Linked DNA regions of Homo sapiens: region 2 is linked to region 1. The links are chromatin loops, found by intact Hi-C in ENCODE. Cell type or tissue: IMR-90. All regions are shown on one strand. Links, peaks and the distances in the headings refer to the core of each region. The heading gives the core; the rest is flanking DNA.

Region 1 (15,481 bases), core at 3,964-8,963:
GAAATCTCAATCATAATGAGCACCCTAGCACCCATATTTTGGTTTCTAAACACTATTCTCCACTAAATGAAGCTAGAGGTCCTTGAAAAAAATGCACATGTCAGAAGTGGAGCAAGGACAGAAGATTAACCTGGAGTATCTTGTGCCAGGAAGTAGGAAAGTGCTCAAAACATGATGGGAACATGTCAAAATAACACAGGTTAAAAGCCTGAAAGAGCTCCATTGGGCCAAAACTTGGGACAATGTGACCACCAAATTATAAAAACTCATGAGTCCATATTGACAGAGGAAGAGACAGACAGATAAACAGATTAAATAGGGGAAAAAGGAATACTACTTCTTATAGCGGAAAGTCAACTAATGTGGAAGGATTGGAGTTAGAAAAATCACCATTTGTCAATCATCACAATAACAGATTCAACCAAACACAGTCAATGGATGATAAAACCAGTGTGTGACAGTTTGAGGAGTAGCAAGACATTTACATAGCCTCAAAGCATCTACCTACAGGATAACTATTGATTATAAAGAAGAAAATGGTAACTTTATAGTGGAGACAGAGAGATACGACTTTAACCAAGTGGTTCAAGTTAACATAAAGGGACAACTTCACCTCATGTGAGACCTGTCATTATGTACTGAGAAGGACATGCTATCACTTCTGTGGTATTCTTGCCCAAAACGTATGACCTGGATCCATCCATGAGGAAACTTCAAACAGAAATTAAGGGACAGTCCAGAAAAGATCTGGTTTGGAGTCTTTAAAAATATCAATGGTATGGAAGACAAAAACTGAGCAATTGTTATAAAGTAAAGGAAACTAAATAAATATGAAAATGGAATACAACCCATGACAGTGGTTTTATTTTGCTATAAAGGGCATCATAGGGACCATTAGCAAGATCAGAATAAATTCTGAAGATTAGATAACAGTTTTGTACCAACATGAATTTCCTAGTTTAGATTACCATACTGTTACATATGAGAATGTCTTATTCCTAAAAAGTTCACACTGATGAATTTAGTGATAAAGAGTAGAGGAAGAAAAGAATAAAGTAAATGTAGTAGATGTTAATATTTGGGGAATCTGGGTTAACGGTGTACAGAAATCCATGTCTACAAGTCTGAAATTATGTCGAAATGAAACATTTTTTAAAGGGGAGTCTTCTATTACTTTATTTTTAAATAAATACTCCAGCTTAATTCACATTCCATTTTGCAACTTTAGTGGGTCTCAGAACAGTATCTTCTCACCTAATAATCACAAGCAGTGAAATCTCACTTTGTTCCACCAAGTAGCCTGGCTCTGGGAGGGAAAGCATTGCTAATCCTTTCTAGCTGACCCTGTAACAAACCTTGTTAGCAATGACAGTCCAACTAAACCAAAAATAAACAAAAAAAGAGAATGACCGGTTTACACAAAAGCCTTTGAGGTTCCACAGCTTCTGTAATCATATCCTCGGGTCTTCAAATCATAACACTTGCAAGATGAATGCATATTTACAGAAGATTGTACGAAATAATGGTTATTGGGAATAGAGGGCTTAAGTCTCCCACTTTCATTGGATCCAGGGAATCAAGATTGCTAGCTCAAAGCAGAACAGCGTTTAACCCACGCAATCACTACACAGACTCATTTATCACCAAAGGCAAGCCTCCTGTAACACAAAAATGAGCTTGGTTCTCCAAGCCATATGGCTTGAAGACTGGCAAGAAATATAGATGTGGATGGCCTCTACAAGTCTTTGAGAAAGAATTTCAGTGGAGTTGCATCAGAGGAGTGTTTAACTTATAGGCAAGCCATGACCAAAAAAAAAAAAAAAAGATGAAGAGAGAAATAATATATTGAACAGCACATGCCTCAAAGTGAATTTGCTGGTTTCTTAGTAGGCCTCAGTTTCTCGGTGTTTTCTCAGTGTGAGCATTTTGTCAAATGAGGTATTCACAGAACAATCCAAAAACTCCATATGACAGTCAACTGAGAAACAGTGAGGTGATCCAATGCTGTGCAAAACCAGCTGGCTGGACTTACGAAGAGATGGTATGTTCTCCACGTGTCACATCCCTAAGAGAATTTTGAGGGTAATATTGATCTTATGTGATTTTTCACATTTTTGCCTTCTCCTAAATAACTTTCAGTAGAGTAAGATTGGCCTAAAGTAGACTCCAGAGTCCACAGAGAAAGGTGGTGTGTTTGTGGATGAGGAAATCTGCCTCAGTTGGATAACCCACACTTTGGGCACTGGGAAAATTTTTCCAAAGTTCTCAAACTATTTGAAAGAATATGAGCATAGTTCCTTTAAGAAATCTGGTGATATTAAAGTATAGGAACCTTGCATTGTCTTTAAAATATAGTTCAGACAGTAGGTTCAGAGGCAGAAAAACAAAAGGCACTGAGATATTTACAGTTTCGAATGAATATTAAAGACATCAGGGAGAAATTAAATTTAGTTTTCTAACTGCAATAAGTATATGCAATCAAAGGTGGGGTCGGAAGTTGTAAAAAGGACCAGGACAGCTCACAGGTAAGAGGAGTGCAGGGAAGACACAAAAAAATCAGAAGCCAATACTGAGTAAGTCAGAACTTGCTGAATCCTAGTACCAAATGTGAGATGGAATAGGTATGACCAAAGTCTGCCCAACAAGCCCAGGGCAGATGGACACACAGGATTCCAGGGGACAGCATGGGCCCTGCAGCCATGTGGGCTGGAAGGGCACTTCATCTAAGGGGGCCCCAGATTCCCAGCCACAGCCCCAGGACAGGCCAGCTCAGGCTTTCTTACCAGGCCTTGGGAGCACTCATGTAGGGAACCCAAATAGGGGACATCATGTAGGCAGTCTAGCTGGAAGAAAGGGATGTTGACATCTCTGTCCCTGAGCAACTCAATTCCTATCTCAAGGTTTTGGAATAAGTCAAACCTCTACCTCAGTGATTGTCCCTGATGTCCCTGTCACTCCCCAGTGGGAGTTTCAGCAATCTGCAGGGGCATTTTTCACCATCACAACAATAGGGGTATGTGCCAGAGATGACACGAAGAATCTCCTGCAATGAAGAATGGTTCTGCCTCCAGCACAACTATCACATATCCCACCAGACAGTCATGAAGATAAAATAACAAGCTTTTTATAATTACCTGAGCATAGACCTAGCTCTGTTTTACATATAAACACAACAGAGTTTTTGGCAGTTTAAACATACACACATTGTACACCCACATCCACAGCAGCATTATTCAAGACAACCAAAAGGTTAAAGCAACCCAAGTGTCCATCACTGGGTGAATGAATGGACAAAATGTGGTAAATACAGACAACAGAATGTTATTTAGCCTTAAAGAGGAAGAAAATTATAACATGCTACAACATGTACGAACCTTGAGGACATTATGCTAACTGAAATAAGCCAGTCACAAAAGGCAAATACTACATGATTCCGTTTATAAATCAAATTCCTAGAGACAGAAAGTGGAATGGTGGTTTCTAGGAGTTGAGGTGGGGAGGGAGTTAGTATTTAGTGAGTGTAGAGTTTCAGTCGAGGAAGATGAAAAAGTTCTGGAGATGGATGGTGGTACTGGTTCTGCAACATAAATCAATGTAGTTTATGCCACTGCATAACCATTTAAAATGGTTAAAATGGTAAATTCTGTTATGTATATTTTGCCACATGTATGTCTTGCCATATATACATATACACACACGGACATTTCAAGAAATGCAACTCTTGTATAAATCAAAGCAACACTGTAGTTGCCTGTGTCAGAATTTAACCATGACCTGTTCACTACCATGGAAATTCACATCCTGTACGGCAAGGCCATTCATGGCGCCTGGGCCACCAGCAGATGCCTCTTGTATCTGGCAGCATCTGCAGCCACATAAGGTGCATCCCAGTGAGTCTACACAGATGTGAGAGCATCTGACAGTGCCATGGTATCTAATGTCACTGTGCCAGAACACTGGCATATTGATATATTTTATTATAAATTATCTTCCTTTGATTTTCTTTTATGCAACAGCCTATATATTTTTACAATTATTTGTGTATGTATGCATATAAATGTTACTTGTAAATTTCATTTCACCACAGTATTGGTGGAATTCCAAAATATTTCTTATAAAAAAACAGGGAGGAGCTGGGCTGGCACCGATGTGGGTAAGAGCCGCTGCTCTGGTCTCAGAGAACAGATACCATTAAGAGCAGAGGAACTCTGCAGCAAAGAAAAGACTCAATTAGTATCTCTGGATTTAATAATACCCCTTTGCAAGAATTAAGGGTCTTACGGTGAAGATCTGGTGGTGGTTTGCCCATTCCCCTGAAAAAGAAGACATCTGGTGGAAAACTAGAGACTTTGACTCTTCTTAGTAATGAAACACACACACACACACACACACACACACACACACTCTCTCTCTCTCTCTCTCTCTCTCTCTCAAAATAATCACATTTATGCCTCCTGGTAATAAACTCAGACGCAGATGAGGTAAACCAGAGAACATATTTTCAGTCATGGGAATCACTGTATCATGTCAAAAGAGATTAGAATTTGACTGCAAAAGGCACAGTGTTGTCAATTGCAATTATACATATATCGTTTCTCTATTGTGGTCATCCTTCTTTCCATCTCAACACTACATGATTAATATTTTACATACTGTCCAAAATAGGAATGTGACTTACCAGAAACCGTACTCAACATTTCAAATACAGATCATCCTTTGCCAAGAGAAAATCCTGCCCAGCTGTAGATTTCTCATTTGCAAAACACAAGAGCAATGAAATTCCATTACTTAGAGAAACTGGCTGTTCCACCAAACCCTTGGCAACGGAAGCTGTACTTATCTTTTTGAACAATAGTCTCAGAAAATGTATTCACTCTCAAAAAAGACAGTAAGTAACGCATTTGAGCTCTTAAGAAAGCACTCTTGCCCAAGCAAATTCCTGTTAGGGAAAATCCAGTCTCCTGACCTGGGAAGTACAAAGACTGACTCTAAACCATGCAGCAAAAAAAGCTCCAAGTTTAAGAACCCTTCAAACATTCAAAGGGGATGCAACAATATTAATAATGTCCTTAAAACAAAATCAAGTATCATTTTAGCATGTAAGTTAGCACATCACACTCCCTCCGAGGAGGGAGCCTTACACCCTAACTAGTTCAGTTTGCTTTCCCTGTGAGATTTAACTGTGTATTTTCCTGAGGATTACAAATTATCCTGAAGCATACTGCACGTTGCAGAATGTGTCCAGATGAGACTGGAAATGCAAGACTTTGTTCTCTGTCTTGCTGAGGCTCCTTTCCCCAGGAGAAGCCTGTGGCCACATTCCAGTGAGTGATGTGAACTTCACTTATGGCTTAGCTCGTGGTCCTAGCTCCCACTCAGTCCTAAATTTTGAAATAGGCCATGAAAATACTCAGGAAATACAGACATGATAAAAATGCATGTGGAAAACAAACACCCACTGGTATCGGTGCTGTTTTTCTGGTTTCTTCTATTTGCACTATATTACGGCTGTGGCCCATGGGTGAATTTCTTGTGGGGTCTGGCATATCATCGTGGATTCTCAAATTTACTTTTTGCCTAATAGGAAAGCCAATCAATTTAGCCCATATGTGTATCCATCCAAAGAGCTATGAAAATGGTCAAAACACCAGTAAAAAATTACTCATTTATATCAAACTTTGCAACAAGAGCCCATATGAGAAGGCAACAAATCATTCTCTCCCTTTTAGTGACTCAGAGCATCCTAGAACACTGCAACCCTGTTACAAAGTGTTGTCTGGTGGGGCTGAGAGATCCACTTCCCCTACATGAGTCTACAAACCTGCTGTATAAAAGTTTGAAATGATGAATGACGAACTGAAAATGGAGTAAGTGATGATATGTGAACCCTAATATCAACCTCTGCCTGCAAATCCCTGGGCAATCAGGTTGTACAACTAACAACAGGCAAAGACGACAAACTAACAGAGAGAACAATGCATTTGTAGAAATAAGTGTGTGCTGTGTGAGCTCTGAGGACATTAGAATGACTCCAAAGCTGACACAATTGTACCCTGGTAATCAATATGAACAGGGTGCACAATTTGTACAACAGGGTTCGTTCATCTGGTTCTAACATCCAACTCTTCAACGGTTTTCGCGCGAAACTGTAACTGATGCATACGAAACAGATTGAGGTCCACATGAAAAAAGCCAAATTGTGAACATTCCACTCATAATCTGGCTTTTCTACATTTAACAAAAATTTAACACCAAGGCAATCAACACTCAATCTGGTCCCACACAATGGGAAAAGTGAGACTCCCGCTCAACCATCTACCACTTTAGGCCTCCCTCCCCAGTCAAACATCTTGCTTTGAGCTAGACGAAGATGGGATGGCATTCAGCCTATTCAAAGACACTGGCCAGTATTCACATACCTCAATAATCCTGTCATGAATTTGCAGGCCTCCTTCCTTGGCTGCAGGCCCACTGTCAACTATCTTGGATACAAAGATTCCTTCACTGGATGATCCATCGTGGTTATCCTTTGGGTTAAAAAAAAAAACATGCATGAATGCTAGGCATTAAGTTGAGCATGAAAGTAAAGCTTGCACTCTTAAAACAGTAATTGACTCTTGCTGTGTCAAGAGTGGCAATAGGGTAAAAGGTATTTGTTTCTCCTAATTTCTGTTTTAAACTAAAATACACACACAGTAAAATATTTCAAACCACACCAAAGGACATAAAATGATGCATCCCTGCCATCTCCAACCCATTGTCCTTCTTCCCCCGCCTATGGTAGCTATTTGACTTTATGCATCCTTTTGAAAACATTTTAACACATCATATTCCTAAATATGCATTTGTTCCTTTTTGCATACAAATGTGATTATGCTAGTCTGACTCTTATGTCCTTGCCTCTCTCATTTAACTCTAAAAATCATGAAGATCTTCTGCTACCAATTCGTGTCTGCCTTACTTCTTAAAGTGACTGAACAGTATCCAACATGAGGCTAATAAACACTGTTTTCATTTGCTGTGATTAAACAATGCTGTGATAATACTCTCCTACTTGTATTTTAAATTATCTTTGCTATTATAGTTCTAGGGCAAATCCCTAACAATGGAACTGTTGGGTAAAAGGATATGTACATTTCAAAGATATTGCCAAATGGCTTTTCAGAGAGTTTATACTTATTGTTCATTAGACAGAGTGTTTTCCCACATCCTCATTTGCACAGAATGTTATTAAACTTGTAAATATCTAATAATTTGACTGTGAAAACAGATATTTTGTTTTTGTTCCGATGCACTACCATCACTCTAGTCCTAATAAATTCTGATCTCTGACCTCCTTGAATCTCTTTAGATCTTTGAATTAAATGTCAGAACTAAAACTTTCTGGGAACGAAGACAGCTCACTGTTCAAACTCCTTCCTTTCCTTAAAATCAAAAGGCTCCAACAAGCTCATAAAAAACCCTCACAGCTTGTTCACGAACTTCTTTTCAAACAGCACTGCAATGAATTCTCTCCAAGTGTACGGATTAAATTTCTAGTGATTAACAGATGGATTTATAAATTAAATGGCACAAGCATGTGATATTTCCAAACAAAATCATTTGAAATGTAAGCTCAGAATGTTCCACAAAAACTCCAAAATCTAGTCATGGTAAATTCCTTGCCGTATGTCATTAGAAGATTTATTTCAATAACAATTACTCTGAATACAAATACATAAAAATTCCATTTGTTAAAAATAACTCTTCAAATAAAACATTTTCCACTTTAAACAGCAAAAAACAAAACCAAAAAACAATCCCTATATTCTAAAGGGGGAAGGAAACGACTTCAAGTGTGATTCAGTCTACCCCTTCAAATGCAACAGCAATAACTAAGCTTGGAAAAATGTACATTTCTCAGTCCTTCTCTCCTTCCTTCTTCACACTTCCCCAAACACACACACACACATACACACACACACACACACACACAGAGTAAAATGTTATATGATTCACCAAAAGAAACCAAAATCACAACCTAAAATGAGCATTAAGTGTTTTTCCTGACATTTATCCCCACATGACAAAGATATGTCTCTAACTGGCATCTGGATTCCATCAACGCTCTTCCAAGAGAAGGGTCAGGGAGCCTGTGGGTGCTGTGTAGGATCATCTATCCTCAAAAGGCATCCCTGCCTAGCATCACAGTGCTCTGCACAGACCTCCTGCACACTAACCCTTTACCATCTGAATACCTCTGTGCCTCCTTCCTCTCTCACGGCAGCCTTACTGAGGCACTAGTCTGAACACATCCGTGTAGCTCCCTACATGCACACCTGAAATATATGTATAAAGCTGCAAAGCAGCTTCCTTTACTGAGCACAAACTAGGTACCAGGTACATAGTGAGTGCTCTATGTGCACTGTTTAATCCTCACAATAACCACAAGTGGTAAGTACTATTATTACCCATTCCACAGGTGAAAAACCTGAGACTGAGAGAGGTTCGGAAACTCATCCAAGGTCACACAGCTAAAAAGTGGTATGGCTCAGTTTCAAACTGAGGCGAAGCGGATCCTCTTGCACATTACATGCTCTGTGTGCAATATTGTCTCCCACTGAGAAAACTCAAAACACACAGGAATTCAGAAGTCCAACATTTCAGGCTATGGAATATTCCACTAGATGAACTTGAAGAGTCTCAATGGACCACAAAAGATTTATGAACAAGCTTGAGTTCCCTAAGAGGTGATGTCAATATATCAAATGAAAAGAGATCTGTGTTTACTCTGATTTAACCACTTTGCATTTCTTGGCTGGAGAGAAAGAGGGAGATAGGGGATAGGATTTTGGCTTTCGTTTGTTTTGCAAAATACCACATTGCACATAAGTAATAACTCTTAAGGAGTACTAGAAAGTTCAAGCAAAAATCAGAGAGGAAGAAGCAAGAACAAACACCAGCAGTGAGATTAAACTGAGACAGTGGTGAGGGGTGGGGAAGGATGCAAAAAGCACATAAAGCAGGCCAGGCATGGCAGCTCACACCTGCAATCCCAGCACTTTGGGAGGCCGAGGCTGGTGGATCGCCTGAGCTCAGGAATTCAAGACCAGCCTGAACAACATGGTGAAACCCCATCTCTAGCAATACAAAAATTTAGCCGAGCATTTATGGTCCCAGCTACTTGGGAGGCTGAGGTGGGAGGATGGCTTGAGCCTGGGAGGCAGAGGTTGCAGTGAGCCAAGATTGTGCCGTTGCACTCCAACCTGGGTGACAGAGTGAGACCCCCGTCTCAAAAAAAAAAAAAAAGCTAGATTTCTCTCTTAAAAGGCATCTCTTTATTCTTAGTTTGTTTGGCTCCTCTCCTAAGAGAGTTAGTTACAGCTATTTATCAAGGTGAACTAATATGACTTGGAATTTATTTTGTTTTGCTGCCTTGAGTAAGAGAGAAATGAAAGGGGATTGTTTTCATAGCAAGGGTACCTAACGATAAAGTACACTTCCCAAAGGCTTAAGTGAGAGGTTTGATACAACAGACTAGCTGCTGTTTCTTTAGGGTTATGAGGACTAACAAATGAATGATATGATTTTGCTAAGAGTATTGCATACTGATCATGCAATGAAAAGCCTTATGTCAGAGCTATGGCTGGGCTATTTCACAACCCAACCAAGCATCTAACACAGGAATTCCTTGGGAAACACAGACATCATTTGTACTGTATTCTTCTAGTAACTAACAACGTGTGTGCATTGTTGCTCATCTTGGCTTTTTAGCATGTACTCAATGACCTGCCAGATTTTCCAGGCAACAGTGCAGAATACATTCAGGTTTCATGATGCTATTTCTGCTAATCAGGGCAAATTTTGAAAAACACTATGGCAAACACATGCACATGGAATTAAATTTTCCTCTGGGGACCATGCAGGCAGTTCTTGCAAAAAGACCACATAAATTGAAAATACTAATGCAAGCTACAAAATCAGGTCTGGCTTGTACTTAAAGCACCTTTTGTAAAAAAGAAAAAGAAAATAACTTAGACATGCTCTTTGATAAGCACAGGGAAGAACTGTATTCCAGTGGGGTTGGAATGTCATTTTGCACCTGGTGAGTGTGGAAACTGAACACCATCTTCACTGGCTTTAACACAGTAGGTTTCCCAACAATCACTTGGCCACAGGCCTCTCCATTTTGAGCAATTTCCAACAGTAGGCTTTGGTGTGGTTTAGACCTGGGGCAGGGAATAGGTCTTCTTGGTTTGGGTTCTTTTGTTTGCTATAGCTTGTGAAACACCTAATTGTGAAGTGAATCTTAATTTATTAAAGTTGTTTCTCAAAACTGGTAACAAAGGGTGGAGGAATAATTATGAATGTAAACAAGGAACAGCCAACTCATCTGTGCTAAATGGCAAAACATGTTCTTGATGGTAAGTTGTAGAACATGGGCTCATGTTCTGAACCACGGGCTCAAGTCTGACCCTGCTGCTTCCTGGAGCCAAATGTCTAGATATTTGAGTGCAGTTTGCTCCCTCAGTCCCTCCGAAGGCTGGAGAGTACGGAGGACCCCTGGCAGCAAGGACTAAATCAGAACAGCACATGATGACATGCAGCCTGGGATCTCAGACAACTGGTAAAAGGAAAAAATAAAAATATACCAACCTCACGCGGTTCTATAGTTTTTTAAGAATTCCACAGAGCGAATGCAAGAAATACAACCATGTGATGACATCCCTGGGGCTCAATAAAGTGGGAATTATCCCTGTCCCCATCTACCTTCATATTTACAATTTAGTCTCACCATTTAAAATGTTCTTTTTTATATGTATGTTTGATAAGACAGATAATGTTCATCATTTTAACAACTGCAAACACATAATTAAGTTGTTGTTTCTTATAATAAGCCATTGTTTGTTTCTTTTTGAAACTGTGGAATGGGCTAAAAGCAAAGGGAATTTAATCATAAATCTCTTTGTGTCATTCCCTTCAACTGAAGCCATGTGTTGGCCACTCCCGCCCTAGGTAATTTAAATCCCAGACTCAAGACTTAGGCCCTTTGGGGTCAAGCCCTTGTTTTCTTCACCAGGCCTCTTTCTGGCCACTTCCCTGCCCATCCCTCAACTCTTTCCACACTCTGCTTACTTGCAGCTCCCCCAGTTCCCAACTCTGTTCCTGCTCCAGGCCTTGTATGAGCGCCAATCCCCACCCCTGCAAAACCCCAGCGTCCAACCGCTTTCTTCTAGCTCAGGGGTCTTCACAGGTGAATGCGTGTAACACAATGCATTGGAATGGCAGGAGAACATACTTCACATTTTCTTCATAGTCATATTTTAATTTCATTATTTAAAATACTCCCTTTTGTACGTAACTTTTTATAAGGCACATAATGTATTCGTTTGGTACTGTGTACACATTATATATACAAATAAAATATGGTCCTCTGATCTAGCAAATTCCTGTTCAACCTTCTGAACTCAGCTCCAACGGCCCCTCCCCAGGACACCTCCTCCCGCAGGGTTAACTCATCCCAGGGCATCATTAGCTGTGGGCAGGCACAGAGTACATCAATGAGAGCAGTGCTATGCTCTCCCAACTCATCAGTCTCTCCATCTGGAGGTGAGCTCCATGAGGGCAGGGCACACACTATTCCTATCTGGATGGCTGGCATCTTCTCGTCCTTTAGGTTTCTGTTTACTACTATCTCCTCTTGTCTTTCCTGATAACCCAAGCTAATGATACCCTTTGCTTCTTGGCTGGTATCTGCCATGTGCCATCCTCCCATTTTTTTTTCCTTCATCATACTTCTTCCAATCCAATCTCTAATTATTGTATTCACTTGTTTCTTGTCTGACATCCCCACCAGGACTCAATGACCACAGGGCCTCAGTCTTTCTGGCCTCCATTGTATCTCCTGGCCCTTAGCAAACAGCCTATGTTCAATACTTATTTGTTGAATGAAAGATTTTTGTTTTCTTTTCCTTTAACTACTTTCCTTTTAAGCTAATAAACAAGGAGATGGTCAGGAAAAGAAAAGGGTAAAGGATGGGACATATTCAGATAATCCCCCTTGAAGTGTGAGATTCTGAAACACATCCACTGCTACTCTCTGGAGCCCGTTCTTTGAACATTTTCCCCATAATTAAACTGGCAGATTTGAATTCGGCCTCTTCTTTCTAGAGGAGGGTCTGCTGATGAATGTGGTGGTCAAAGAGCTGCAGTGGGAAGAGAAAGCAAAGGGATGCAGTCACCCACAAATTAGAGAATTGTCTCTGACTAATGAACAGCTGACAGAGCAGAACTCAAGATCAGGCTTCCAGTCTGGAGCACCACACTCCAGCTCGGTCTAGGACGGTGGCTGGTTACCCAGTTCCAACTGCACACATCTCACGCAACTTCATTCAGCCCAACTGCTATACAAACAGAAATGTACCCCCTAACAAAAAAAGAAATGCACCCCCAAAACCAAACAGTTTAAATTAGCTGTTATATTACTAGGCCAATGCTGTTTTAGGAGACTACGCAATAAAAATCCCTAAGTGTGAAGATGTTAGACAGCCAATGAACCCTCTAATGACAGAGAGCAGAATGAAGTGAGCAAAGTTTCCTGCTCCTCACTGTCCCCTTCAAACCTTGACCTCTCTTTCCAGCTACACCAGGAAAAGGAAAAACACATTTTAGTAATTAACATACCACACTCGGCCGGCCACCAATAATATTGAATCCCAGGGAGCCGGAGTCCCGATGCAGGACAAGAGTCAGACTTTTGGTTTCTTCGCCCTGCAGGTAACAAATGAGATCAAACTTTTATTTACCAACAGGGAATAGATGGTAGGAATTTTCCTTCTATCTAAGTGTACTCAAGGACTACTCAGCTAATCATTACAAATCCTGTTATCTCTTGGGAAGTTTAACCAAGGAAACTTCTGGAACCCAATCTGAAATTCTGTCTTGTGTTTAAGGGCTTATAAACATTTCTAGATACCATCTAACCCTGGAATGACCACCTAAGAATGTCTGGAGATGTCCAGACATGCCCAATGAACATTTTCTATGAATGACACCTTGGTCTGCAAATGCATCTTTCTTTTGACCGGCCCATCGTACGCAGGCTGTCTAGACGGCTACTTTCTGTTTGTTTCTCAACCATTCTCAACAGCAGCATTCATGTCATGTCATGAAAGGTTCAAATAGCAATTCTTTCGGAAGTGTGAGTGCATGCATGGCCCATCAATAGCCATCTCTGTTTGGGAGACTTGGGGAAAAATAGTGCATGAAAAGTGAGATGCAAACACACACAGAAAACAAAAAATCCTGAATCTTACTGAAAAGGGGGAGGGGGCATTTTCACAAAGTAATTACTGTCCAATCCACACGAGACGCAGAGCTGTTTAACAGAAAGCACTCTGTTTAAGGCTGGTCAATGTGACCTTTAAATCAAAAAAGTAGAAGTGACCCAGGCAGGTCACAGAGCATAGTGTTCGACAGTCAAAGGCAACAGAGATGCCAGGGAGAGTGTTCTCAACTAACACTCTCAAGTGACAGCAGACAGATAAAAATAGATTTAACCTTATGTGAAAACTGTCACGTAATATTCTTTGACATAAACATTCAACTCGCTGATACACCTTTGACAGTTTTCAATTATATGGATGATATGCAAAACATCACAGCCTGTGTACTGCCTATAAATCGGCATTTGCTTCACTTAACGTTTTCTATTTAAACATGGTAGTATTCAAATGTGGTATTTCTTTTAAATATAAAATATTTAATAAGCTGTTTTAAACATAACACTGACAGCTTATGACAAGAGAGATTTTACTCTGACATTTTTGCTTTCTGTTCAAACTTTTGTCTTCTACCTTTTCTGGGGAAATAAATGGCCACATTGGAAAGGCATGAATGCAACTCTCTGACTCAACCACACTGGCAAAGGAAAGTACTGTTTCTACCTGCAGTGCCCTGTGAGTTTTCTGGAGCACCGCTTCATTTATTGCTATGGCTGTCAATGTGCAACTCTGGTTTCACATTTTGCCAGGAGAACTGTGCCCAGTAGAGCTAAAAAAATATTACGAAAGATCAATGGGCTTCACCATGTAGAATTATCTCCATGCTTAAAGTCTTAATAACCACAACCCCTTTCTCACGAGTAGTTATTATACAACCAAATTAAAGACATTTTCAGAACTTTCTTGTGAGCCTCAACATCAATTAGAAATACACTGTAAAAACAAAAATGACAATTTATTCTGAGAAAAAGATACTCTGTTTCTGATGAAAGAACTAGGTGTCCTATAAGGACAACACAGCATTCATTTCTTAAGAGTCACTTACTCAATATATAAAATACAGAATTATATATAAAAAAGAAGCTAGTCTCTATCAAGTTACTGTACCCAACAAAAAACAGCAGAGCCTCTTTAATGACAGGCTATTGGTTTTTAAAAAATGTTCTGACAAACAGCACCACCATCAAAAGCATCTATCAACACTATCCCTCTTTATAACCAATTTGAACTGTAACAAGTTAATAGGCAATAACTTTCACTGCTCTAAAAGAAAATCCAGAATCAACCTAATAGTTTTGAGATATAAACATGATTTTCAAATTGAAACAGTTTATGTCTTTCTACTTAGGACGCTGAAAATCTCACTAAGTCCATTTCTTACTTTGCTATCTTAAAGGGGTGAAAAGTTAGAAATACATGGGAATTTGGCAAGTTATCTTACATATCTTACATGTCTGGCTTTCATAATTAATCAATGATAGAAACTGCACAGTTACACAGTAATCCAAGGCAGATGGCTTTAGTTTGACAATCTCAAGTGATGCACAAAGAATAATGCACAATCATATGATTTAAAAGATTGGTCTTCAATCTACTGTGTGATAACCACTTATTCAAGAAAAAAAGAAGAAGAAAATAATCTTATTACATTGCATTGACAATGATAACAGCTAACATTTACTGGCTGCAAACTATGTGCCAGAAACTATACTGACAATAAAATGCTTTATTTCATTTTTTAATCCAACCAATCTTAAAAATTGCACTATTACCATCCTCATGATATAGGTGGGAAGACTGAGGTAGAGTGATTAAGAAAGTTGTCCCATGCTAAGGAGCTAGTAAAATGTTGAGCTGGGATTCAGACCCATACTTCCCAATCCTACATCTTCATTACACTTCTATACTACTCTCTTTCTGTGTAGAATATAAAAAATAATTCCACATGGGTTAGCAACATCTTAGGTCCTGTTCAAGATGGTTTTATTGTTGAAATTCCAAAAAAGAACTTATCAAAGGAAGGCTTACCCAGGAGGCCAGTATCAGAACAAAATTCCAAACTGTTTACTGAACTATTTATCTCCAAAGGAACCAATCTGAGATGTGTGAAGACATCTAAGTCCAGCCCTGACCTCAGAGATCTCTCCCAAGGGACAATTAAGACACTGTCTGAAATACAACATTCCTCAACCAAACAGCATCTTGCAAAGAATGTTTCT
Region 2 (15,481 bases), core at 6,500-11,499, 55 kb before region 1:
CAATTACACATATTTACCTGATGTACTTTTATAGGACACATAATTCAAAAATTGCAGACTGCCTTTTACACTGTATACTATGCATTTTAATAATGTATTTATTATGTCGAGCTCTTTCTTTTGTGGTTTCTTGATGCTACTCCTCATTTAGAGTAGTTTCCTGGTTTTTCCTTATGTCAGGCAATGCAGTTAACCTTTAGCAATATAGAGCACTTAAGAGTTTTGCAAGCCTTGTTTTGCATCCATTTTTCTCCTGCATAGAACATTTGATTGTTTCATCTGGTTTTCATTTTATACAATGATGTAGGTAGAGGCAAACTCTAAGACCTGGTAATTACAGCCTCATGGCAGCCCAACTGATGCATAAGAGACGTTTGCTAATTACAGTGATATGAAGGCTCTCCTCCTCTGAAGGCTCACTGTGTTTCTTTAAGGTGTCTCTTTTGTTCCTTAATCTAGTTGCTTATACAAGAGTACATTGATCAAACTGCTTTCTAGTAACAAAGCATATTCTCAAAGAAATGTTAATTTTACAAATTAGTCTCCTAGGCTTTGCCAGCAAGACACAGTGCTGTTCCTCCTTAACCAGGGCACCACCAAATTTGCCCCATCCTTCAAGGCTGATGACAGATTTGCATTTCTCCATGGGTCTGCTTCGCTGGCTTTACCACCTCTCTACAAATATAACTTAAAGTCATTATTCCTCAGACTAGGCAGTCACCTCACATCTGGGTCCTTATATAGGTTTTCAAAGTCACTCTCTTAATGACATAGTTTCGAACCACAAAATATTGTTGAAGGAAGATAGGTCACCTTGAGATAGTTTCAATCAAGGGATGTTTTGGATGCTTACAGAAGAAGTCATTAGAGACAATCAGTTGAAATTGAGGTTGTAGTGGGTTAAAAGTGGCGATAAATTCTTTGCTGCTCCTCTCAGCAAGAGGTGGAATCGATTTCCTCAGTGCAAACCTGGGCAAGCCTCAGGACTCAGTTGCACTAATAGAACACAGAAGTGACAACAGGTGACTTCTGAGTGAGACTTCAAAGACCAGACAGCATCCACTCTTGCCCTTCTGATGCTCTGAGGCTGCTGTATCAAGAAGCCTGTGTGAGCCTCCTTGTGCATGAAAGCCACTGAGAGAGAGCCCACCATTGTCCAGCACCAACTGCAAGATGAACAATCCAGCCATCCCAGCTAGGACACGAGCAAGTCCGCATGAGACCAGCAGAAAATTCTTATGAGAAACAATGAATCCTGGGTGCTTCAAGCAACAAAGTTGGGATGGTTTTTTACACAGCAATAGATAACTGAAACCAAGGGGAAGAATACTGACACAGACTTAGTATTTATTCCTGCTAGGTATAGCTACACAATTCCAAGCATCAGATGGCACTGAAAACAACTTTTAAGATTAATTTAAAAAGCAATCAGTAAGTGGTTAATTGTGGTGAGCATAAATATACTTTCATAAAAGGAATGGAAAAAATATGTTAAAGTACTGCACGGATGAAGATTCATGGCTCAGGATAATACTTCCTGTGACATGTATGATTCAGGAAGTGCCGTGTCTCTAACGACTTAGATAAAAGTGAGGACAGATGCTCTGAAAACTGTTGGATGAAAAAAAAAAAAAAAAAAAAAAAACAGTTCTCAAGAGCTAACAAAGCAAATAACTGGTGTTAAATACTAAGAAAAATTTTAAAAAAATTCTCATAAAATAGGAAAAAGTCAGTATTTCTCACTTAGCATTTTATATGTGATTTATCTGTGACCCTAAATATATATAGCTAAAAAAAAATGTTATGAATGGGTATTTCACATGCCTCTGTAAACATTTACATATTCTGTTCAGGTTACTCCCCTCCAATAAAAACAAAACCAAAAAACATGTTTTTGAATCTTGTTTGGGAAATAAGGGAACTACCCTCTATATTGGACATATGTAGTATTTTATAAAATGACTGTTACGGTTTGGCTGTGTCCCCACCCAAATCTCATCTTAAATTATGGTTCCCATCATCCCCACGTATTGTGGGAGGGACTCAGTAGGCGGTAATTGAATCATGGGGGCGGTTACCCTCATGCTGCTGTTCTTGTGATAGTGAATGAGTTCTCACAAGATCTGATGGTTTTATAAGGGGCATTTTCCTCTTTGCTCAGCACTTCTCCTTCCTGCTATCATGTGAAGAATGACCTGTTTACCTCCCCTTTCACCATGATTGTAAGTTTCCTGAGGCCTCCCCAGCCATGCAGAACTGAGTCAATTAAACCTCTTTCCTTCATGTATTATCCATTCTTGGGCAGTTCTTTATGGCAGCATGAGAACAGACTAACACAATGATAAAGCACAAGAGTATAACAAATGATTAGAGACTACAATTTAGCAGAAAGTTACTCTAAGAAGATATAAACACTTACATTTATTAATATTTTCTGGAAACAACTGTAACACATTACATTACCCCTGAGATGCATGTTTACCCAATTCTTAAACTATACCTTACTGTTACAAATGACAAAGGGAATCAAACTGTCTACTCTAATGTATGCTAAAACTTCTTAAGAAGCAAAGGGGTCCTGGGAACTTGTGGAAAACTTTTAATTCCATTTATGGAGGTTAATAAAAAATTTTGAATTGAATGTCAGCAAAAAATGTTGCCTAACCTCCATTAAAATATGCTCAAATTGACTTTTTAGTCATCAAAGTATGACTCACCTGTGGTATACATATCTTTAAAAGCTTACTGAAAGACCTGACTTTAGAAATATTTTTTTCTATCAAAGTCCAACATGTTCACTGTAGAAAGTCCGGAAAATTTAAGACTATGAAGAAAATATAATCTCCCCTAATCTCACCATTTAAATATGCCCAATATAGCTAACATTTATTGAGTACTCTTTAGGTCAGACAGTGGTCTAAATTCTTGATACATATTAATTCATTTAACCCACATAAGCCTATGAGTTATGTACCATAATTATCTCCTTTTTACACAAGAAAACTGATGTAGAGAGAGGTTAAGTAACCTTAGTTATGTGGTCCAACAGCCAGTAATAGGAAGAACTAGGCATTCTGGTTTAAGGCTGCAAGCTCTGAATCATTACACATGCTGTCACTTGGCTGGGATTCTGCTACTTCTTTCCAGTCATTTTTCTACATTATATATGTGATATATACATGTTGGACTTCTATAGCAATTTTTTTGAATAACTATTAGCAAAGTCTCATCTTTACCAAGAAGACTTTCTAGGTGTCTCCAAATCCACACAGTCTCCTAAGTGGCTAATTTAGCAATTTCAAGCATCTAGTATTTTACACTGTGGTGTTTAGCTCAATGTATTGCACAGGTCACTGAGTGCAGAGACCACATCTTATTTTATTTCCACTTTCCAATTTTCTCATACTATGTAAATGTTTGTAAATGCTAGAAACCTATGGGTGCTTGAAATAGTTTCAGCAGAGTGGTAAGCTAAAAGGTAGTATTTGAGTAATAATTTTCAAAAGACCTTTGGAAATATTCTAGACCCCGAGCTACTGATAAAAGAGATGCCATTAGAACCTAAAATTATGGGGAAAAAAAGAGAAGATAAGAATAACCTGGAGTTTTTCTGCAGAGGGAACTATTAATGGGGTTGCATTAGGACAGGTCTTCACAGTCCTATAAACAACCTAAGGAAAAAAGTACACAATGAAATTCCCACTTTGATGGCTTTATTAAATAATTATGGGCAGAGAAAGGCAAAGCAAAAATGAAATCAGCAGAAATATTTTACAGGTCTCTCTAGATGACCAGAAAGCAACAGGTAACCAGCACCTGGGCAAGAATACAAGGATTGTTTGTTTACATGGTTGCCATGAGCAACGGCCCCACAATCACACTGCCTGGGCATCAATCCCAGGCCAACAACATTGTCTCAGTGGATCTTCAGTAACTGATTGTTCTAGGAGATTTATAGGTTAAATGTAAACAAGTCTTCCACGTGGACCATGACATAAAAAAAGGCATTTTAAGACTCTCTTGCTGGCCGGGTGTGGTGGCCCATATCTATAATACCAGCACTTTGGGAGGCCGAGGCAGGTGGATCACCTGAGGTTAGGAGTTTGAGACCAGCCTGGCCAACATGGTGAAACCCTGTCTTTACCAAAAATACAAAAATTAGCTGGGCGTGGTGGCAGGCGCCTGTAATCCCAGCTACTTGGGAGGCTGAGGCAGGAGAATTGCTTGAACCCGGGAGGTGGAGGTTGCAGTGAGCCAAGATCACACCATTGCACTCCAGCCTGGGCGACAAGTGGGAAACTCCATCTCAAAAAAATAAAATAAAATAAAATAAAAATAAAAAAGACTCTCTTGCTGAAGATCATTACATGAGACACACATATATACATTAACTTCATACAGTCATGTGGAACGTCATCATCAAATTTGGTACTTCAGGAACCTCAAGCATCCACACCCCTTCCATAACTGGAGTTTGCCACAGCAAAAGATACTTTCCTGTGTGTACTCCAAGTGTCTGGTACTTCTGGACACTCCACACTCTATTTGGTGATTAATATTTTACCTGGATAAATGCAAATACACACTGCTCATATTCAAAGACAGCTTTAAGAAGGTAAAGATGACATCTAGAGAGAAACCCCAAGGATTCAGGATTGTTTTCTATTTCCAAGTGTTATTAGGAGTGGCATGCCAAGACAAACAGCATCCAGAGCAGAAAGGGGACAAAGGATTTGGTTTTAGCAGGCAAGCAAGTCCAGTGCCCTGCACCTTGGAGGCCAGCACTGGGGTGTGAGCACCCAGCATACTGGATTTCCCAAGAGCACAGCAGAACTGCCTTATACACATTTAACTGGCCCATCACCTCCTCAGAAGCAAAAAGGTAGCTTCTGCAGTGAGATGTAGGCAGCACCTGAGAGGTGAGGGGGTTCCCTCTTCTACAAATGAGGCAAAATTGAGTCTTAACATTGAAAAGAAAAAAGGTATCTCATCCAGACTTTAAATTTGTTCTTTCATGTTTACAATGGAAGAATTTATTCTCGCATGCTTGCAATGCTATTTGGTGCTCTCTCTTTCTCTTTACTAGGGTTTCTAACAGACAAAGGATTCAATATTTCCTTTAGGCTTCTCAGCTCTTCCACAGTCCAATTCCAAGGAAAGCTGTAAACATAGCTGGCACTGACAGATGCTAGAGCACGCTGATAAAACTGGACCAACTATTTAACTTAGAAATGAACTGCGCTGTAGAGAGTTAGCTCAGCAAAGTCAATCCTTGGGGCTATTGCACAGAACATCTGATACCTTTAACATCTAAAACAGACTATTAAAACTGACCAGACACCAACAAGCAAAAAGGGTGTTCAACTTGCCTAACTGAGATTCAGTAGTTTTAGCTGTTATTATCAAAATAAATATAGGTTCATTACAAAAAGTTTAAAAAATAAAACATGTATAAAGAACTAATTTAAGGCCGGGTGTGGTGGTTGACGCTTCTATTCCCAGCGCTCTGCCGAAGGAGGCAGATCACTTGAGGTCAGGAGTTTGAGACCAGCCTGGCCACCATGGTGAAACCTCGGTCTCTACTAAAAATACAAAAATCAGCTGGGCGTGGTGGTGGGCACCTGTAATCCCAGCTACTCAGGAGCCTGTGGCAGGAGAATTGCTTGAACCCAGGAGGCAGAGCTTGCAGTGAGCCAAGATTGCACCACTGCACTCCAGCCTAGGCAACAACTCTGTCTCAAAAACAAAGGAACTAGTTAAAGTTTTGTGTGCTTATCCAACCCCACACCGTTGGTGTGTTTCTTTCTACTGTTATTCTACTCCCATGTCCATTATTATATTACACAGATGAGACCATATTATACACAGTATTTTTAAACTTGCTCTTTTAACAATGCATTTTGAACTGTTACGTATTTTTGGATTTTTTTTTTCCTATTAAGCCTTTAAAAGAGTGGCTTTTCCCCCCAGTTTTATGGAGGTATAATTGACAAATAAAAATAATTTAAGGTATGCTAGTTGATATGATAGTAGGTGTATACACTGTGAAATCACCATAATCAAGCTAATTAACATATCCGTCACTTCATATGCTTTTTTCTTTTTGGTGTTATTATATTTGAATGATAAACAAACATTCAAAGGACACCACTCTGTGGTGCCGAGATATTCAGCTTTATTGAATTTTTTCCATTGACTACCCTGAATTTCCACTATCTGGGTTTTTTTTTTTTTAAATTACTGAAAAGACTGAGCTGATGAGATGCCCTGGCATTTAAAAATGCTATAAAATCATGTGCTTTTCTTTTGAGAAGGAAATATCTGTTGGAGTTACTGTTAATCACAGCATTTTCTGAGGAGCTGATTATATGCCAGGCATCACCATGTGACACATTTCTTCACAGATTTCAGAATGTGTGAGATTTGATATGAAAACTAAACCCAATACTGTGCCTCTTCAAAACCTCCGTAGCTGTATTCCCCATCTCCAATGCATGCACACATATATACAAATAACAGCAAAACAATAGAAATGATGTAAAAGGGAAGAAATAAAAGGAAAAAAAAGGTCCGCTTAGATTATCCTGTTCATTTTACAGCATGCCTACCTATACTGGCATTTAGTAGCAATAACAAAAATCATTGCTAACCTTTACTGAGCCCACACTGGGTGCCAAGCGCCTGGCGTCTCCTGACAGGGCCTGGGGAGGGATGAGTGGAAGCCCCCACCACGACGGATGGTGCTGAATTCAAGTCTGCTTTATCTCCTGTGCCACCAGGGCCCCTTTCATTAAAGCCTCCATAGGTGATAATAACAGCAACCTCTTCCCTAGAAAGGTCATAATCTGCGGATCAGAGGGTTTAAGAAACTCTTTGGGGAAGGGAGGATCACACTGTGAAAAATCCTGGTAGCTACTGCTGTAAAGTTTATGAAAACCAAATTTTAATAATATGTTCTACAACTTTAGCTACGTAAGAAAAAAAATGCAACTGGACAACAGGCAAATGGTTAAGATTGCTCAGAGATGTCTGAGTGCCTGGGACATAACAGCAATTCTGGGTATGTTTACTGAGCACTTACTACACACCAGATACAAAGAGGAGGCAAATGTCACGGTCTGCACTATGAGGAATTGCCAATGTCCAACCATTCTGACCTACAAGAAAAAAGAAGTTTCACAGGGTACACTCCAGAAGTTCCAGTTTTGAGACTCTATCAACTAGAAAGTACTCAAAACATGTCAATAAAAATCGCTGGATCTTTAAACTTCTTGACCACAGCAATTTTCTGATGAAAATGCTTTTCCCTCAAAGGCTTTTAGTGTGTGGATTTTGCTGAGGGCCATGGCAGAGTTTTTTCCACACCACATTAGAAGGGTTGTTCTGAGGGAAGACACTTATTGCGGGGAGGAGGGGTTGGTGGGAGGTGAGGGGGAGGATCGGAGGATCTTTTATTTTTTTAACAAAGCTAAAAGGCCCAGGTCACCATCCGGCTCTGCCACTCCCTTTTACTGCTAAAATACAAATAAGCTCCATCCACAAGAACAGTAGCTGCCTGAGGGCAGGGGCCTCCTGTGTCTTGGACTTGGGCCTCCTGTGTCTTATTCTGTATACTGTGTCCGCAGTATACAGAATAAGGCCCAGCACAGGGTAGGCACTCAATATATGTTGAATAAATGAGCAAATCAATGAATGAATAACTCTGGGTGAAATTCACTGGAGGAAGTTTAGCTTCTGTTTCTCCACCTGGCATGATACCACAGGCGACCCAGTGAGGGTATTAAAAGGAAGATGTGTGTAGTGCCTCATTATCTGTAAACCAGTATTACTGGAGAGTACGGACCTGTTGGAGGCAACACAAAACGAAGACAATCTCACCACCACATTGCATCAAATGATCGTCACTGTCTATAAGGGAAATTTCAAAGCCACTTGAAAGTACTTTTGGGATGGACTCACAGCTGTCTGTCCTTAGATCATAAAAGTACTGGCTTGTTCATTTTGAGAAATAAATGTAACCAAATAAGCCCAGCATACTTGTGCCATGCCCATTCATCAGTGAGGAAACAGCTTCAATACAAGCTTTTTTGTAATGGCTTCCCCTGCCATGGGATTTCAGGTGAAGCTCAGATTTCAAGGTTCTGCAATACGTAATTCAGATGGCTTTCCAACTTGTCTAAAACATTTTATAGTTGCCCTGAAATATTTCAAAAATTCTGCTGAGAATGATTCTCCCATTTACATATAACACAAAATGTGTATGGTAAAATTTAAATGCAGTGTCTTCACGCTGAAGCTGAGCAATGACTTTATCAAATTCTGTATCCTGGAAGATGAAGCGTGTTTCTGAAGATGAATGCTTGGAGGTGATATAATTTGTAAGTGAGCGGATGATTTTTTATTACACCGTATGCATCCACATGAAGAAATAAAACTCTGGAAAAAGCCTGAGTTCAGCAGCTGGAAGATGAGGTGAGAACTCCCAGGTCCAGCTCTACTCCCAACTACATGCCTATGCATTTCCATGTACCCAGGTTCTGCCTCTGAAAGGCACAGCACCATTCTGAATCAAGGAAACAAGCCAGGACGTGCAAAGATGAGGGCAGAATTCCTTCCACCCCACTCACGACAACAGCCCAAGTAAGGAATACTAAGCTCTTGAATGGCTTTCCATAATTCATCATCCTAGGATAGAGGAGAAAAAATACCCCACAACCTCTCCCTAGCCGAACTCTGGAAACAGGTTGACTCATTTCATTTCTGTGGTTTTTCAGAGTAAAAGCTCTGGAATCTTCATGGCAGTAGATAGTTGTTTTCTTTAAAGCTTATAAGCCTTTCTTGATGAAGAAAAACTAAACACTCAAAAGTATCATTAAGTGACAGCAGCACCAACAATACCACCATGAAACCTGGTATAGTTGTGGGTGCCTCTGTCATGGTCCCAGTGAAAAGATAGAAGTCCCTGATGCATAGGCAGTCCCTTGGTAAGAATCTGGCCTGGAAAGTCTTGGAGATACAGTGCAGTGGCCTGCAAGCGGGTAGATGAGCGGCACTGCTTAAAGGAGCTCCTCCTCGAGGTTCTGGTCCAGGTGTGGCCATCTGGCCCTATCAGCTCTCTGCTCACAGGACAGAGAGAAGAGGCTCAGCTGGAAATAACTACATAGAGTCAAGTGGCTGCCTCCAAGAGATGCTGTGAGCCCAAACTCACTGTCACGTGGGGTGTAAGTGGGATTAGTGCCTACTTCCATGGCTCCAGAAAAAGGGTAAAGACAGTCATTTCTGTTTTTGCTGAAGCTAAGTCCACTGCAGACTCAGACCAGAGATGGGTCAGGCCAGAGCCAGAGTCAACTCTGAAGCTTGCTTTTATTTACTCTTGGCAAGTCCCAACTTCCTGGTTCTAAGAAGAATGAAGCGGGGGAGGGTTAAAAGTCTTATAAAAAGGCTCCAAAGGCTTCTTGGACACCAAAGAGCTCTTACAAAACTACATTTTGATGAGCTACATGTAAATGAATCAGAAACATATGGATTTCATTTCCTTCATAATACACAGGGGTTTCAGAACGAAGAGGTTGTGGAGTGCTTGCTGAGATAAGTCTGGGCTCTGTGAAAATGTTAAAGCGGGGGAAGCTTCAGACATATGCTGAACCTAAATTAAGACTAGGCCAACAACCCCGCGCCCACACCCCTTCCTCTATGGGGCTTTGATATCCACCAGCTAACCTTAGGTGCTACGTAGAGAGAGAGCAAGCACTACATACCCAAATGTGACAGGCGCTTGGGGTCTGTGGCTTTCTCTGATGATGTTTGAGGATTTGGAAGTTTCTTGTAACCAGCTCCAAAACATTGAATATTTTGCTGGCTGCTGGGAGTTACGAAGCAGAAGATACAGACGTTTTATTTCCCCAGATTCCACTAAAGGGGATGCAGGCAGCATGTCCCTGAGAGGTGAACACTCTGTATGCTGAAGCAAAGGAGGGATCCTACTTTAGAGCACTCACTAATTTGAGGCTTTTTGAAGCACACACCCTGGAGCTTCGACTGTCTTGCGGAGAGCTCAACCTAGTTGACTTCCCTGGGATGTGGGCTGGAGAGGGAGTGGGCAGACATCCATATTGTAAGATTGGTAATCTTGGCCTCTGCCTTTTCACACAAGCATTTATTAAGCTAATGAATTATGAGGGGGCAATAAAGAAGCTAGTAGTAAATGAGGTTTCTGCAGGGAGCTGCTTGATAGGGTCAATCACTCAACACCTGTTTTAGTTAAAAATTAAATGGATTGTTTTAATTTTATGTCAGAAAGCCAGTGTGTCTGAGTCAAGAAAATAGATTGTCGCCAAAGAAAGAAAAAGATAAAACAAAAAGCAGGACAACAGATGCTGGTGAAGACATAAGGAAAAATGGAAAACAGACAAGTGTTACAAAGGCAGTCATGAGAACTGATGAGAAAGAACTTTAAAACAGCTGGAAAAGAGAGAAAATGGTGCAGAAAATGGCACCTGCCCCATGCAAGGCACAAAGCTGGTTGTTAGGAAGAACATCAAACATCACAAAAGCCATTTTCTTTTGATAGGTCAAATGGTTGGTGGCATATCTCTTCTCGCCTCTGAACACAACTACAATCACTTTCTGTTGATAATAATGTTAAGCTTAATTATACAGAGGCTGCACTTGAACGTTTCCTTCCTTATAGCTAAGCGATGCCATTATTTTTCATTTAATTGCAGAATAACGAGTGCTCTGTTCATGAAGTCCAGGAATTGCTAATATAACAATGGTGAATGCAGTGGCAGTGCACGACTTCAATTTTCATGATTACTATTCATTAGCGGTCTGTCAAATGGATAGAATAGGCTCTTTTCTTCTCTACCAGCTAGCAAAGGGCACTGTACCCGAGAGAAGTTGCATGGCAGGAAGAGTGAATCAAGCTGCCCTGTCTGCTGCAGGCTTAGGTTCAAAGTCCAACCCTGCAAGCCCAAATCCCAAGTCTTTGGACACAGAACAGCTGCTTATACAAGTTCACACTTCTATAAAATCAGGTGAGGACAAATGGACGATGATGCAGCAAGTACACTCCTGGTAATCGGCAAAGGTGGCATCCTTTGTTGCCAAACATTTCATAAAGGGTTTTTCACTCAAAGACGGAGAGAAGGGTTTGGAAAAGGAAATGGAACTAGAAGTCCCAAGAATCGGAGAAAGAGAAATGTAGGGCGTGAATTTAAATAAGAAATGGATATGTCTCATCACAGGCAGTACATTCTACTGTTAAACTGCCCTCTTTAGGGGATCAAGTACCATGTTTGTCTGAGTCACCTTCGTACTTCTGTGCCATATTTCATGCTGCCCAGGGAATTATTCACATCTTAAGCTACGTATCTCAGTAGAGCTGTACAATCCATAGGTAATTTGCTAACCTTAGTAACAATTCTATAGATCCTTGTAGCATTTTTTATTTAAAAAACCAACTTCTCACCTGCCTCTAATCCATGTCCTTTCAGATCCTGGGCCCTGGCTGCCTGTTAGTGCAGATGCTGCCTTAGCAAACAGAGGGTATGGTCCAACTTGCCTATGAACCGGGAAGCATAATATTTTAATATTTGTGCCTTAAGCAGTTGTTTTACTTAAAAGCACAGGAAATCCTGTCTTTTTTCTTGTTATAAAATCTTACAAAGCTACTGGAAAGATCTCCGCAGGCCAGTGGTTTTCAAAGTGGGTTCCCAGAACTAGCAACAGCTGAATCATCCGGGAACTGGTTAGAAATGCAAAGTCTCGCCGCCACCCCTCAACCCCCCAGACCTAATGAACCAGAAATTCTGGGGTGTGGCCCAGTGGCCTGCGTTTTAACAGGCCCTTTAGGTCATTCTGCTTCACGTTCAAGTTTGAGAATGGACACTCTAAGGCACTGGTTCTCAATCCTGGCTGCACATTATAATCACCTGGAGGGTTGTTTTTAAAAACAATCAATACCTGGTCTTACCCTAGACCAATTAAACCAGAAATCTCTAAGGCAGGGCCCAGGAATCAGTCTTTATTTAAAAGCCCCCCACCTGATTTGACTGCAAAGGCAAAATTGAAAACCACTGTTGTAAGCAGACCTGCCCTGTGCAGCTTCAAGCCAAATCTCACAGCAGCAGACATTGCCAATAACTGCAAGTAGTTACCCCAAAGCAACTTACTATTATTGATTAAATGCTGGTTTCTAAAAAATGAAGGCACACCTGTATATGGTGACGTCTACCCAAAGATGTCCTGGTCTAATATCAGGTTTGTGAATTATAAAGAAATAGAAGTGCCAATGATCAGGGTAAGGAAAGGATGAATAAACTGAAACAGAAGCACAACCAAAACAAAACAAAAACACGCTGTTTCAGGAATCAGCAGATTTGTTGGAACAAGGGTCATACAGACAGCAATACTCTGAAGTGTCTCTGCCCTGGAGAAGCAGAATGTTGCAAAATGTTCTTTTTCTTTTAAATGTTTATAATGAGAGTTATCAGAAAGAAAACTAGCTAAAACTGAACAGTGCAGAATAACGCTGGATGCTTTCAGGGAACACCTTGTGTTTGAAATTGTAAAAACTGTGATGTCATTCATTTAAATTTGAGTGAAACAAGATCACTTGGAACAAGTAAACCAGCTAAACATCCCTGTATGTGCAGGGCCAAAGGTGTAATATTGCCAATTTTTAATTTAGGTTTAATTTTGTCACTCCTGTTGTGGCTTATTAAGAAAATGTATTTTTTTGAGAGGTGGATACTGCAGTCTGTAGGGGAAAATGACACACTGTCTTGGATGAGCTTTGAAATACTTTGGTATAGAAAGAAGAAAAGGAGGGAACCAAGAAAAGTCAATGTAGCAAAAAATCATCAGCTCTGTCAAATGAAAGTAATGGCTATCATTGTTTAATGTTCCTTTTGCATCATTTGAAACTTACGGAGGCCAGGAGTGGTGACTCACACCTGTAATCCTAGCACTTTGGGAGGCTGAGGTGGGAGGATCGCTTGAGCCCAGGAGTTTGAGACTGGCCTAGGCCACACAGTGAGACCTCGTCTCTACAAAAAATAAAAAAATTAGCTGGGCATGGTGGCATTGGCATGTGCCTGTGGTCCCAGCTATTTGGGAGGCTAATGGGGGAGAATCATCTGAGCCTGGGACGTCAAGGCTGCAGCGAACTGTGATTGCACCACTGCACTCCAGCCTGGGCAACAGAGTGAGACCCTGTTTCAAAAAAAAAAAAAAAAAAAAGGAAAAAAAGAAACATATAATTATTTCCCCACTTCTAATATTAGAAGCCTACAGAGAAAATCCTAAAAGTGCTAAAGGGTCATATTTTTGAGATGCTACCTTCTTGAAGCAGTAGACTAAGCCTATGTTTATACCTGCATGTGATTTTATTTATTTTTCATAGCAACACAAAGGCCATTATCCTTCCCCTGTTGTACCTGTGAAAAGCCTGAGGTCTGGAGAAGGTCAGTAATTCTCAATGCCACACTGCTAGGCAGTGGCTGAGCTGAAATACCCATGCCTGTCCAAGTGACTGATTCCTATGACCTTCCATCCCCCTTCACTGCCTTTCCTTCTTTGTGGACAGTCCTAAGTTTAGGGTCAGCACTACAAAGCGAAACACTCCAATCACCTGGGGCACATTCCTTTTCTCACTCCTTCCCACGTCCTCGTCTTCTATCCTCCCAGTTACTCATCTCAGTACCTCAGTTTCCCCACCTAAATGTTGCCTCTTAGGTTTCACGTGGGAATTAAAGGAGTGTGTGTGTGTGTGTGTGTGTGTGTGTGTGTGTACCCAAACACCTTAGAACAGTCCCTGGGAGATAGCATTATATACATAATCACTATTATACTTCTACCCTAGTAACTTTCTCACCACTCAAAACTTTCTCCTTCATGAAGTGTCTTCATGATTAACTTTAAATGGATAATAACTGGACTAAGCAGCAGATTCACTGAGGAGTTTACACAATTATCTCATTCATTCCTCATGACCCTGTAAAATTAGGGTGTTTTCTTCTCTGGAAGAAATACAAAATACAAAGAACATATGTTTATGGTGTGTATGAGGTTTTTGCGCATGTGAGTGTGTGTGTCCACAGTAGCTTTCAAAAGAACAGTCATTCTTATCAACTAGATTCTGCAGAACTTAAGAGAAATGTGATTAAAACATTACTGACAAGGCATCGCTATTTATGTTAGTGAATTCTAACTGGACCTATCCAGATGTATGTTTACGGATTATTTGCCCAAGAAGAACAGGTGCTAGTCCTTGGAAGAAGTATGATTAATAAACACTGTTTAGGATTTGAGATGCCCAAATAGGTATTTGGAAAACAGATCTTCAGAAGGAAGGTAAATATTTCTATTAGAGTATAAACAACACAGTCCTACCGAGCACAGTTGCTCAGTGTGATGACTCATCATGCAGCTTCAGCCTACTTGAGACTCACTAAGGATCACACAATAATAAACACAACCTACTACGTGCTCACCACGGTGGCTGATTCCCTGGTGAGGAGAGGAGTATCAGGTGACTCTAGTCCAGATAATTGAAAGAGAGAAAGCTAACATATAAAATGGAATAATTAAAGGTTAAAGTAGAGACTACAAGGAAGGGAAAGTGTTTTGAAAATGTAAGACATTTCATGTTTGACTCAAGGTAAGCGGACATGTCTTAACTTCAGAAATAGCCTGTAAAAATGCACCAATATGGGAAGGTCATGCACCAAGTTCAGAATAGTGCTTACGCTTCTGATAATTAACACGGTTGACACAATGATCTCATTTATTCCTCCTGATTCTATGAGGTAAGACCTATTATCGGCCAGGTGTGGTGGCTCACACCTGTAATCCCAGCACTTTGGGAGGCCGAGGCGGGTGGATCACCTGAGGTCAGGAGTTCGAGACCAGCCTGACCAACATGGTGAAACCCCATCTCTACTAAAAAATACAAAAAATTAGCCGGGCGTGGTGGCACATGCCTGTAATCCCAGCTACTCGGGAGGCTGAGGCAGGAGAATCGCTTGAACCCGGGAGGCAGAGGTTGCAGTGAGCCGAGATGGCACCATTGCACTCCAGCCTGGGTGTGACAGAGTAAGACTCCATCTAAAAAAAAAAAAAAAGAACTATTATCCCCATTTCAGAGACAAGGAAACTAAAGGGCAGCAAAGCAAAGTAGCCCAGACCCAGTACTTGAACTCAAGCCCTCTAATGTCACAGTGTATATCCTTAAGAATTCCGTGGTGTGACTTCAGAACACGCAGGAAGAAATGTCAATACAGGCTGGAGGAGTAGGCCAAGGTGACAGGGAGTACCTTATCCCTACTTCAGCTCTGGCAAAGTAGTGGCGGCATCTGGATAGGTGAGGAAGGCATGGACAGGGTGACAGGAGATGCTGGAATACGCATGGCACACACATGACCAGGAAGTTCATGCTGGCCAGAGCCACAACGGGCATAAGGACTCATGGAAACAAGAA

What was found. Peaks named below come from ENCODE experiments on the same cell type or tissue, not always from the same donor. Only the 100,000 strongest peaks of a DNase experiment are listed, where the experiment ranks them.
Region 2: a loop joins it to region 1, with 4 times the contacts of the local background. A loop is called at or near these places in 1 of 110 quality-filtered maps.

The regions. Positions count from the first base shown.
Region 1 is chr3:73,595,935-73,611,415 of GRCh38, forward strand. It overlaps PDZRN3 (PDZ domain containing ring finger 3), which reads right to left. Exons shown (of 10, transcript NM_015009.3): 2 at 12,664-12,750; 3 at 6,420-6,527. Among named protein-coding and RNA genes, the nearest start is that of PDZRN3-AS1, 20 kb to the right of the region's middle. In IMR-90, for the core only: no CTCF peak of the experiment used is centred there; DNase peaks (open chromatin) are centred at 6,467, 7,897 and 8,757; H3K27ac peaks cover 296 bases.
Region 2 is chr3:73,538,467-73,553,947 of GRCh38, forward strand. All of the region lies in intron 3 of PDZRN3 (PDZ domain containing ring finger 3), which reads right to left. All of the region lies in intron 1 of LOC101927296 (a long non-coding RNA gene), which reads left to right. Among named protein-coding and RNA genes, the nearest start is that of PDZRN3-AS1, 77 kb to the right of the region's middle. In IMR-90, for the core only: no CTCF peak of the experiment used is centred there; DNase peaks (open chromatin) are centred at 8,705 and 9,435; H3K27ac peaks cover 2,416 bases.